2 separate regions of the Homo sapiens genome follow, and region 1 is linked to region 2. Evidence: read pairs that join two places in POLR2A ChIA-PET (ENCODE). Cell type or tissue: GM12878. All regions are shown on one strand. Links, peaks and the distances in the headings refer to the core of each region. The heading gives the core; the rest is flanking DNA.

Evidence for each region. ChIA-PET counts read pairs that join two places held together with the same protein. Peaks named below come from ENCODE experiments on the same cell type or tissue, not always from the same donor. Only the 100,000 strongest peaks of a DNase experiment are listed, where the experiment ranks them.
Region 1: POLR2A ChIA-PET joins it to region 2 with 5 read pairs; 3 of 35 experiments call an interaction of 5 or more read pairs at or near these places.

What each region holds. Positions count from the first base shown.
Region 1 is chr15:67,874,943-67,879,942 of GRCh38, forward strand. No RefSeq gene overlaps it. Among named protein-coding and RNA genes, the nearest start is that of RNU6-1, 37 kb to the left of the region's middle. In GM12878, for the core only: no CTCF peak of the experiment used is centred there; no DNase peak of the experiment used is centred there.
Region 2 is chr15:68,095,884-68,101,963 of GRCh38, forward strand. All of the region lies in intron 2 of PIAS1 (protein inhibitor of activated STAT 1), which reads left to right. Among named protein-coding and RNA genes, the nearest start is that of PIAS1, 45 kb to the left of the region's middle. In GM12878, for the core only: no CTCF peak of the experiment used is centred there; no DNase peak of the experiment used is centred there; H3K4me3 peaks cover 1,512 bases; H3K27ac peaks cover 2,207 bases.

The sequences.
Region 1 (5,000 bases), core at 1-5,000, 220 kb before region 2:
CTCCCAAAGTGCTGAGATTACAGACGTGAGCCAACCCCACCCAGACATTTTTAAATGCTTATTTGCCATCTGTTTATCTTATTTGTTGAGATATCTGTTCAGATGATCCATTTTAAAATTGGTTTCTTTGTTTTTGTTGAGTTTTAAGAGTTCATTGTATGTTTTGGATACAAGTACTTTATCAGATACATGTTTTATAAATAATTTCTCTGGTCTGTGACTTTTTCATTCTCTTAACAGTGTCTTGTGCAGAGCAGAAGTTATTAATTTTAATAAAGTTTGACATCAATTTTTCTTTCATGAATCATGCTTTTGGTGTTGTATCTGAAAATTCATAGCCAAATCCAAAGTCATCTAGTCTTTCTCCTTTCTTCTTCTAGAAGTTTTATAGCTCTGCATTTTATATTAAGGCCTATGACCCATTTTGAATTAATTTTTGTGAAAGGTCTAAAGTTTGTTTCTGGATCCTTTTTTTTTTTTTTTTTTTTTTTTGCATATGGTGATTCCAGAGCAATTTGTTGAAAAGATTAACCTTTTCCTATTGAATTGCCTTTGCTCCTTTGTCAAAGATTGGTTGGCTATTACTGAATGTAAATTATACCTTAATAAATTAACATAAGAAATACATATTTTCCAAAAATACAAAAACATTTACTGTAAACATAGTAAAGTGGTTGCCAAGGTATATGAGAGAGTGTGTAATATGAATATAAAAGAGAATGGGCTGGGCTCACGCCTGTAATCTCAGTACTTTGGGAGGCCGAGGCGTCGAATCACCTGAGGTCAGGAGTTCGAGACTATCCTGGCCAACATGGTGAAATCCTGTCTCTACTAAAAATACAAAAATTAGCTGGGCATGGTGGCACATGCCTGTAGTCCCAGCTACTCGGGAGGCTGAGGCAGGAGAATCGCTTGAACCCAGGAGGCAGAGTTTGCAGAGAGCTGAGATCACACCACTTCACTCCAGCCTGGGTGACAGAATGAGACTCCATCTCAAAAAAAAAAAAAAAAAAGAATGAATACATGGATGGAAACAAGTGAGGGGCCTTGCACGCAATTATAATTTTTTTTTTTTTTTTTTTTTTTGAGACGGAGTCTCGCTCGTCACCCAGGCTGGAGTGCAGTGGCGCAATCTCGGTTCACTGCAAGCTCTGCCTCCCAGATTCACGCCATTCTCCTGCCTCAGCCTTCCAAGTAGCTGGGACTACAGGCGCCCGCCACCACGCGTGGCTAATTTTTTGTATTTTTAGTAGAGACGGGGTTTCACTGTGTTAGCCAGGATGATCTCGATCTCCTGACCTCACCTCATGATCTGCCCGCCTCGGCCTCCCAAAGTGCTGGGATTACAGGCGTGAGCCACTGCGCCCGGCCGTCTTTATTCTTAATCTAATCGGGCAACATGTAACCTAACGAAAATATCAGTGTTCCTCTAGGATACATATTTCTTTGTAGCTGTACCTTAGCAATCCATCTCCATGTGGGATAGTATAATTTTTTGTTTCTTTGCTTGTTTTGCTTGGGAGCAGTATGGTAAACATCTTGGACTTAGAGCAGAATAAATATGTAATTTATCACACATACTGTTACTCAGAAGTCCAGATTTGGTCTTCTTTAGTGTCCATTTTGAATTGCAGCTGATTCTATTACTAGTTTTATTAGAATTTGTTGATGATGTGCTGATTTTCTTTTGTTTATCGGCCCTTTTCACCCCAGCAACTTACATGGTGAATGACATTCATACACAAGGCACATTCTCCTGGCCATAACCATTTTTTTGTGGAATATTAAACATTTTATGGAGAAGTAAGGTGAATAGCCCCTCAGATTTTTTTTGGCATGAGATTTATCAAAGCATTTTATAAACATATTAGTGGTGTAAAATCAGCCCTTTAAAGAACTTTTAAAAGCTCTGTCATTTTATAAGAAAAAGTACACAAATATAACCAATCTAATTTTTTAAAACATAAAGCTTTATTTAAATTAAAATTTTTTAAACAAGTTTAACATTTTTCCATGTCTTTCTAATACAATAGATAACATCAGGAAAGGAACAAGTATGCACTGTTGCAGAATAAACATGAATTAATCTTATTTTACTATTTAAAACGATAACAGAATTTATGTATATATATCAATATGACTATGATTATGAGAAATAGCACTTAACCATCAGTTTCTCTCCTTTTGATTTGGTAATCATTGCTGTTGTGTGGTTTATAACAGAAATTATCCCTGGGTCATGCTCTCTCCTGTGTCTCCTAGACGTGGATGTAGTCTTTGTGTCTGAGTTGTCTCCCCTGCCTCTTTCCATATTAAGAATTCATCTATGGGTACGATTAACAAGAAAATTAAAGTAAGTATAAAAATCATGCTGGGCACAGTGCCTCACACCTGTAATCCCAGCACTTTGGGAGACCAAGCTGAGAGGATCAGGATTGCTTGAGTTCAGGAGTTTGAGACTAGCCTGGGCAACATAGTGAGACCTGGTCTCTACAAAAAAAAAAAAAAAAAAAAAAAAAATCAAAAAATTTGCTGGGCATGGTGGCATATGTATTTTTTAGTCCCAGCTAATCAGGAGGCTGAAGTGGGAGGATGGCTTGAACCCAGGAGATCGAGGCTGCAGAGAGCTGTGATTGTGCCACTGCACTCCAGCCTGGGTGACAGAGCAAAATATTGTCTCAAAAAATAAATACATAAATTTAAAAAAATAAAAATCATGACTCCCAGGCAGCAAGTTTTTAAATTTATTTGTGGTGCAACTGTCAGGGGTACTAGCCACTAGCTGAAGCAGAGATAAGTTGTGGGTCAGGTGAAAGTCTGGGTACCTCATTGTACCAGCCATATCTCTGCTTCTCCAGAAAGCAGATGGTAATTCAAGGGAGTGAGAGTGCCTTATTATATTTGAATGCACTCTAATTTTTCACAGTTAGTGATATGGTTTAGGTCTGTGTCCCTGCCCAAATCTCAAGTCCAATTGTAATCCCCAAAGTTGGAGATGGGGCATGGTAGGAGGTGATTGGATCATGGGGGTGGATTTCTTCTTTGGCGCTGTTCTCATGATAGTGAGTAAGTTAATGTGAGATCTGATTTTTTTTTTTTTTTTGAGACGGAGTCTTGCTCTGTCACCCAGGCTGGAGTGCAGTGGTGCAATCTCAGCTCACTGCAACCTCTGCCCCCTGGGTTCAAGTGATTCTCCTGCCTCAGCCTCCTGAGTAGCTGGCGTGCACCACTATGCCTGGCTAATTTTTTTGCATTTTTAGTAGAGACATGGTTTCACTATGTTGGTCAGGCTGGTTTTGAACTTTTGACTTCGTGATCTGCCCGCCTCAGCCTCCCAAAGTGCATCTACACTCCCAAAGTGCAAATTAGCCGGCCGTAGTGGAGCATGTCTGTGGTCCCAGCTACTTGGGAGGCTGAGGCAGGAGGATCCCCTGAGCTGGAGAAGTCAAGGCTGCAGTAAGCTGAGATCATACCACTGCACTCCAGCCTGAGTGACAGTGTGAGACCCCAACTCAAAAAAAAAAAACAGAAAAACCCATTACAGACACAGTGAAAATTTCCTTAAAACACATCCCCCCTCCATTATTGAGGTATAGCATAGATGGTTAATTTATTTTTAACAAATACTGTTCAAAATTCAGTTACTGAAGCACAATTTATGATTTATTTCTTGAGACAACTTTGCCTTTGATGATGACATAACAAGGTGTTGTTATGTCATCCAACAGCAGGACTGTTGGAAAATGTATTTCTCAAACCATCAAATTCATGAAGGAAACAGTCTCTTTTGATTTTCCCTATTGAAATATAACTTCACCAGACCAATCTGGTTCAATTGTAACAAAGGTTAAGTAACCTGAGCATACCCAGTGTGCATGAACCAAGCGTGCAATCACCAGAGGAACCTAAGTGCTCAAACCCAAGGAGCGGGGAGTGAATTAAGAAGTGGACACCACATGGCAGGATCCAGGATCCAATCAGATCAATCCCTGCTGTCACCTCATGGCAGGATCCAGTCAGATCATGCCTCCCAGCATCACTTCATTGCAAGATCCAATCAGATAACACCTTATTACCCTATACTTATAAAACCCAGCCCAGGCCCCCAGCTTGGGGGAGACAGATGAGCATTTTCCCATCTCCTTGCCAGTTGACTCAATAAACCTTTCTTGCTGCAAAAACTCAGTCCTTCAGTGTTTGCCTTTCCATTGCATGAGGGCAAATGGACCTGGTTTGGTGATGTAATATGTCATTTCCACACTTTTTTTGTTGAATATATAAATGTAAATTCAGCATTCAAAAATATAAAAGACTACAAATGAAAAGCAAGTTTCTTGTCCAGTGTTGTCCTGAAATCACTCATAATTTGTCCTCCCAGGAGGCAGCTAAGACTACAGTTTCTTGTGTGTACTTCCAGAGATATTTTATGTATTCAATGAATTTTCACAATATAAGTATCTCTCATAAAACAGAAACGCAACTATCCTGGCTTAACCAAGCAGGAGTTTGGATTTCTCTAATGAGAGGTCTGGGGTGGGTGTAGCGTCTCCACTGTATCATCAATGTCCCGGCTTCTATCCATGTTTCTACTCAGTTACGCTTAATGTAACTGAGTAGTTACGTTATCTTGCTTATTAAGTCTTACGGTCACGGTCACGAGTTGACTGCTCCACCTTCACTCTCACATCTGCGTCTCAGAAATGAAGAAGTAGCAGGGAAGAGGGAAAGGTGGTTCCTGTATTAAAGCAGAAATGTCCTCAGATCTCCAGCTGTCTCCCATTTATATCTCTGTGGCCACAGTGGTGTCACATAGCCACTTGGAGGGAGCCTGGGGAGTGAACTATTTTATCTAGGCCCATTCCACTCTCAACAAAATTTCTCTTAGTAAAGAATGACAGCAAATAATTGCATACTATATATTAATCCTACCTTGCTTTTTTCACTTACCTACTGTATGTGACTCAGCATACGTGTCCTTCTCAGATAACAATCAATGTCAT
Region 2 (6,080 bases), core at 1-5,000:
GCAGAGATTAGTTATTGTAATTCTTTGGCACTACTCTTGGCTAAATTTATTAAAACTGAAATGTAAATAAGCTTTAGATGTGCCAAAGATGGAGATATTACAGTACAAAAGAAACCGAATGTTGGATGTAGTATTATAATTAAATCACTTTAAGATAGGTAAAAATAAAAAGCCTGAATTGTTGAAAAAACAAATAAATTAGTTTATTATCTCTATATGTCCTTTCAAGATAATCTGCAGTTCCTAGAATTTTATTTAAATGTTTATTTTGAAACTATATGTTTGAATAAAAACTGAAGACTGTCCTTTTTCCATTGTGTGGTTTTGACAGCCTTGTCAGAGATCATTTGGCTATGTATGTGTGAGGGTTTGTTTCTGGGCTCACTATTCTGTTCCATTGGTCTGTATGTCTTTATGTCAAGACCACACTGTTTTGATTACTGTAGCTTTGTAATACGTTTTGAAATAAGGAAGTGTGAGGCTTGCAGTTTTGTTCTTTTTCAAGATTGTTTTTGCTTTTGGGAGTCCCTTGAGATTTTATATCAACTTTAGGATTTTTTTTTTTTTTACTATTTTTGCAAAAGATACCATTGAGATTTTGATAAAGATTACATTAAATCTGTAGATTGCTTTGAGTATTATGGACATTTAAACAATATTGTTTTTGATTCATGAGCATTATCCTTTTTTTTATATTTTTAATTTCTTTCAGAAATGTTTTGTAGTTTTCAGTGTACATGTCTTTTGCCTCTTTGGTCAAGTTTATTCCTAAGTATTTTATCCTTCTTGATGCTACTGAAAATTGAATTGTTAAGTTCCTTTTCAGTGTGTTCATTGTTTGTGTATGGAAACAGGACTCATTTTTTGTGTGTCGATTTTGTATCCTGCAGTTTTCCTGTTTGTTTCTTAGTTCTAATATTTTTTTTCTTTTGCATGAAACTTTTAGAGTTTTCTACATACGTCATGTCATCTGTGAACAGAGATTAATTTTACTTCTTTTTAAATTTGAATGCCTTTCATTTTTTTGTGTGTGTGTAATTGCTCTGGCTAGTACTTCTAGTACTATGTTGAGTAGAAGTGGCAAGAATTGCCTTGTTCCTGATCTTAGAGGAAAAGCTTTCAGTCATTCACCATTGAATGTGATGTTAGTGGTGGGTTTTTCATATATGGTCTTCATTATGTTGAGATAGTTTCCTTCCATTCCTAGTTGAGTGTTTTTTATCATGAAATGTTGTTGAAACTTGTCAAATGTCTTTTCTACATCCATTCAGATGATCATGTAGTTTTTTTCATTCTGTTAATGTGGTGTATTATATTGAATTTCATACACTGAACCATCCTTGCATTCCAGGAATAAACCCCACTTGATCATTATGTAAAACCCTTTTCATATGCTATTGAATTTGAAGTGTAGATATTCTTTTCTTGTTCCTTAAGAAAAGCATCTTGTCTTTCACCATTAAGTATAATGTTAGCTGTGGATTCTTTCATAGATGCCCTTCCTGTTGAGTTTTTTAATTATAAAAGCATGTTGTAATTAATTAATTAATTTATTTATTTATTTTTGAGACGGAGTTTTACTCTTGTCACCCAGGCTGGAGTGCAATGGCATGATCTCAGTTCACTGCAACCTCTGCCTCCTCAGTTCAAGTGATTCTTCTGCCTCAGCCTCCCAAGTAGCTGGGACTACAGGCACGCACCACCACGCCCATCTAATTTTTGTATTTTTATTAAATGCGGGGTTTCCCCACATTGGCCAGGCTGGTGTCGAACTCCTGAGCTCAGGTGATCTACCTGCCTCGGCCTCCCAAAGTGCTGGGATTACAGGTGTGAGCCACCGTGCCCAGCCTGCATGTTGTAATTTATTAAATGCTTTTTCAACATCTGATGAGATGATTGTATAGTTTTTCCCATTATTCTATTAATATGGTGTCTAACACTGATTGCTTTTCATATATTAAACCAGTAGCTGTTGGATTTTGTCTGATTCCAGATGACCTATGCTACCTCCTAGAGGAGTAAATAACATTTTCCACTTCTGACATTTGTGGGGTTTTTTAATCAATTCTGAATTTTATTTTTGTTTACATGAGTATAGGGCTCTAATTTTATTTTTTTCCCAAAACTTCCTTTGAATATTATTCTAGATCTTACTCTGTTCCACTGGTCTAATTGTATACTTTTCTGCTAACATGGAATTATTGTATAGTTGACCCTTGAACAACAAGGGGATTGGGATGCCACCTTTGCAACACACACAGTCAAAAATTCACATGTAACTTTTGACTCCTCCAAAACTTTACTATAACCTATTGTTTACCAGAAGCCTTACCAATAACATAAACAGTTGATTAACACGTATTTTGTATATGTATGTATTGTGTACTGTATTCTTACAGCAAAGTAAGCTAGAGAAAAGAAACTGTTACTAAGAAAATCATAAGGAAAGAAAATATATTTACTATTAAGTGGATCATTATAAAGGTTTTCATACTTGTTATGTTTGCATTAAGTAGGCTAAAGGGGAGGAGTAATAGGAGGATTTTCATCTTGCTGTCTAAGAGGTGACAGAGGTGGAAGAAAATCTGTGTATAAATGGACCCACACAGTTAAAATCTGTGTTGTTCAAGGGTCAATTGTACTTAATTTTTTGATTGTTTTTAAATTTTTAAATAGATAATACATTGATGTACAAAACTCAAAAGTTACAAAAGGGTTTGCAATGAAAAGGAAGTCCCTCTTTCACCCTTATTTCAGTCACAGGTGTTGCTTTCAGTTCTTTTTATATTTTTACTGGGGTAGCTGCTGCACCTACAAACAAACATATTTGCCTCATTCTTTTTTAGCAGCTACTTAGTAGGCAATAGATTCGTTGGATTCTGTGTTATTAAATATTCCCCTGTTGGTCAACATTTGGGTAGTTTCTTGCTGTTGAAAACATTGCTGTAGAGAATATTCTGTGATATATATCACTATGCACTTGTCTAAATATAGCCAGTAGTTTTATAATTCCTAGAAATAGAAAGTGCATCTAAATATTTTTTGTAGATGTTGCCAAATTTCCCTCTAGAGAAAGGTGTGTTTGCTAATTTATAATCTTACAGGCTCTGTAAGAGACTGTTTTTTCCTCCTGTGCCTTCAACGATACCATGTGTTATTAAACTTTTTGATCATTCCAAATTAACAGCGAAAATTTATAACTCATTATAGTTTTAACTTGCACTTCTCTTATGGGTGAGGGTGAAGTTTGTTGTTGTTGTTGTTGTTGTTTTTAAAAATATATTTTTTAAATTATAAAAGCACATCGTTATTTATTTATGAGCGGAGTTTTACTCTCGTCACTCAGGCTGGGTGACTATATATGTATATATATTTCTTTTTTTTTTTTTTACTCTTCAAAGTTCCTTGAGCTTTTTATTTTGAAATTTGGTGGTTGGGCTTTTTACCCTTTTTTATAGACTTAAGAAATTTAGCACTTTGTGATATAAGTTGTGACTACTTTTTCCATTGTGATTGTCTTTTGAGTTTTTTTTATGATTGGTGTTGCACATTAGCCATCAGTTCTTTTTTATTGCTAAGTAATGATTCATGGTATGGATATATCACAATTTCTCTAACTATTCGAATTATTTAAGAGCATTTTGGTTGTTTACAGTTTCTGGCTATCATAAATAATGTTATCCTGAGTATTCATGTACAGGTGCTTGTATGGACATAAGTTTTCTTTTCTCCAAATACATGCCCAGGAATGGAATTGCTGGGTCATATGTGTAAGTATATGGGTTTTTGGGGGTTTTTTTTTTGGGAGAAAATACCAAGTTGTCTTCCTGAGTGGCTGTACCACTTTCTGTTTCTTCTGGTATTGTATGAGAGGTCCAGTTTTTCTCTGTCTTTGCCAGCATATTTGTTATTGTCACTTTTTTTATTTTTAGATGTTTAAGTATGTATGTAGCGATAACTCATTTTGGTTTTAATTTACATTTTCCTAATGACTAATGATGTTGAACATCTTTCCACATACTTATTTGCCATCTGTCGACATACTTATACTCTTTGGTGAAATGTCTGTGCATATTTTTCTCATTCTTTAATTGAATTACTTGTTTTTATATTATTGACTTTTGAGAGTTCCTTTGCATATTGTAGATACTAGTTTTAGTCAGAGATGTAGTTTGCAAATGTTTTCTTCCAGTCTGTAGCTTGTATTTCTTCGGGAAAAAAAAAAAAAAAACACCTTTTGATCTTGAAATAATTACAGATTTGTAGGAAGTTGAGAAATGTATAGGAACATCCTGTGTACTCTTAACCTAGCCTTCTCCATTGTTAACATCTTTCTTAATATAGTGCAGTATCCAAACTAGGACATAACATTGGTACAATACACAGAGCTTTTCAGATTTTATTAGTTGTATTTGCAGTCATGTGTATTTGTAGCTCTGTGCAGATTTATCACATGTAACTACCACCACAATAAAAGATACCTAACTGTCCTGTCACCCACAAGACTCCCTCTTGCTAACTTTTTGATAACCTCACCCACTCTCTCTAGCCCCAGTGGTTCATCCAAGTTGCTGTGTATATCACTAGTTTGTTCCTTTTAAGGGGCGGGGAGGGGGGCGCTGAGAAGTATTCTATCATATAATGTAGTTTCATTTGTTTAAACATTTACCAGCTGAAGAACATTAGTGTAGTTTTCTGTGTTTGGCTGTTAATGAATAAAATTACTATGAATATTCATATACAATTTCCTGTGCAAAAATAAATTTTTATATCTCTGGTAAATGCCCAAGGGTTATCAGTTGCTGGGCTGTATGGTAGTTTTAGTTTTAGTTTTAAAAGGTCTGCAAAATTATTTTCCAGACTGACTGTATCATTTTACATTCCTAGCAGCCATGAATGAATGATCCAGTGTTTCTGCATCCTTGTCAGCATTTGATGCTATCACTATTTTTTAGTTTTGCCATTTTGATAGGAGTATAGTGATATCTCATTGTGTTTTGTTGTTGTTTTTGTTTTGTTTTTTTTTTTTTGAGATAAGGTCTCGCTCTGTCACCCAGGGTGGAGGGCAGTGGCATGATCATGGTTCCCTGCAGCCTCAACCTCCCTGGCTCAGGTGATCCTCCCGCCTCTCAAGCCTCCCAGGTAGTCAGGACTACAGGCACACGCCACCACACCTGGCTAATTCTTTGTATTTTCTGTAGAGACAGGGTTTCACCATGTTGGCCAGGCTGGTCTCAAACTCCTGGAGTCAAGTGATCTTCTCCCCTCAACCTCCCAAAGTGCTAGGATTACAGGTGTGAGCCACCGTGGCTGGCCTTCATGGTGGTTTTAGTTTGCATTTCCCTAATAGCTAATGATGTTGAACATCCTTTTATTTGTTTATTTGCCATCTGAATATCCTCTTCAGTGAAATATCTTTTTATGTCTTTTGTCTTTTCTAATTGCAGTGTTTTTTTTTTTTTTTTAACTTATGAGTTTTCAGAGTTCTTTCTAGATTCTAGATTCTAGTCCTTCGTTGGGTTTGTGGTTTGCAGATCTTTTCTCCTGTGGTGTAACTTGTCTTTTTTTTTGTTTGTTTCCTTGTTTGTTTTTGACATGGGATCTCACTGTGTTGCTCAGGCTGCAGTGCAGTGGCTGTTCACAAGAGTGATTATAGTTTACCTTAATCTCAAATTCCTGGGCTCGAGCAGCCCTCCTGCCTCAGCCTCCTGAGTAGCTGGGACTACAGATGCATGCCACTGCGCCTGGCTTGTCTTCTTAATAGGATCTTTTTACATAGAACAAAATGTTTAATTTTGAGGAAGTCTCATTTACTGATTTGTTTCTTTGTTAGATTTGTGTTTTAGGTTTCTAGTCTAACAACCCCACTTGCACACCCACCCCACTTTTTTGACTTGCTCTGTCACCCAGGCTGGAATGCAGTGGCATGTGATCATAGCTCACTGCAGCCTTGAACTGCTGGGCTCAGGCAATCCTCCTGCCTCAGCCTTCTGAGTAGTTGAGACTACAGGTGTGTGCCATCGCGCCCAACTAATTTATTTTTTACTTTTTGTAGAGACGGGATCTGGTCTCATACTCCT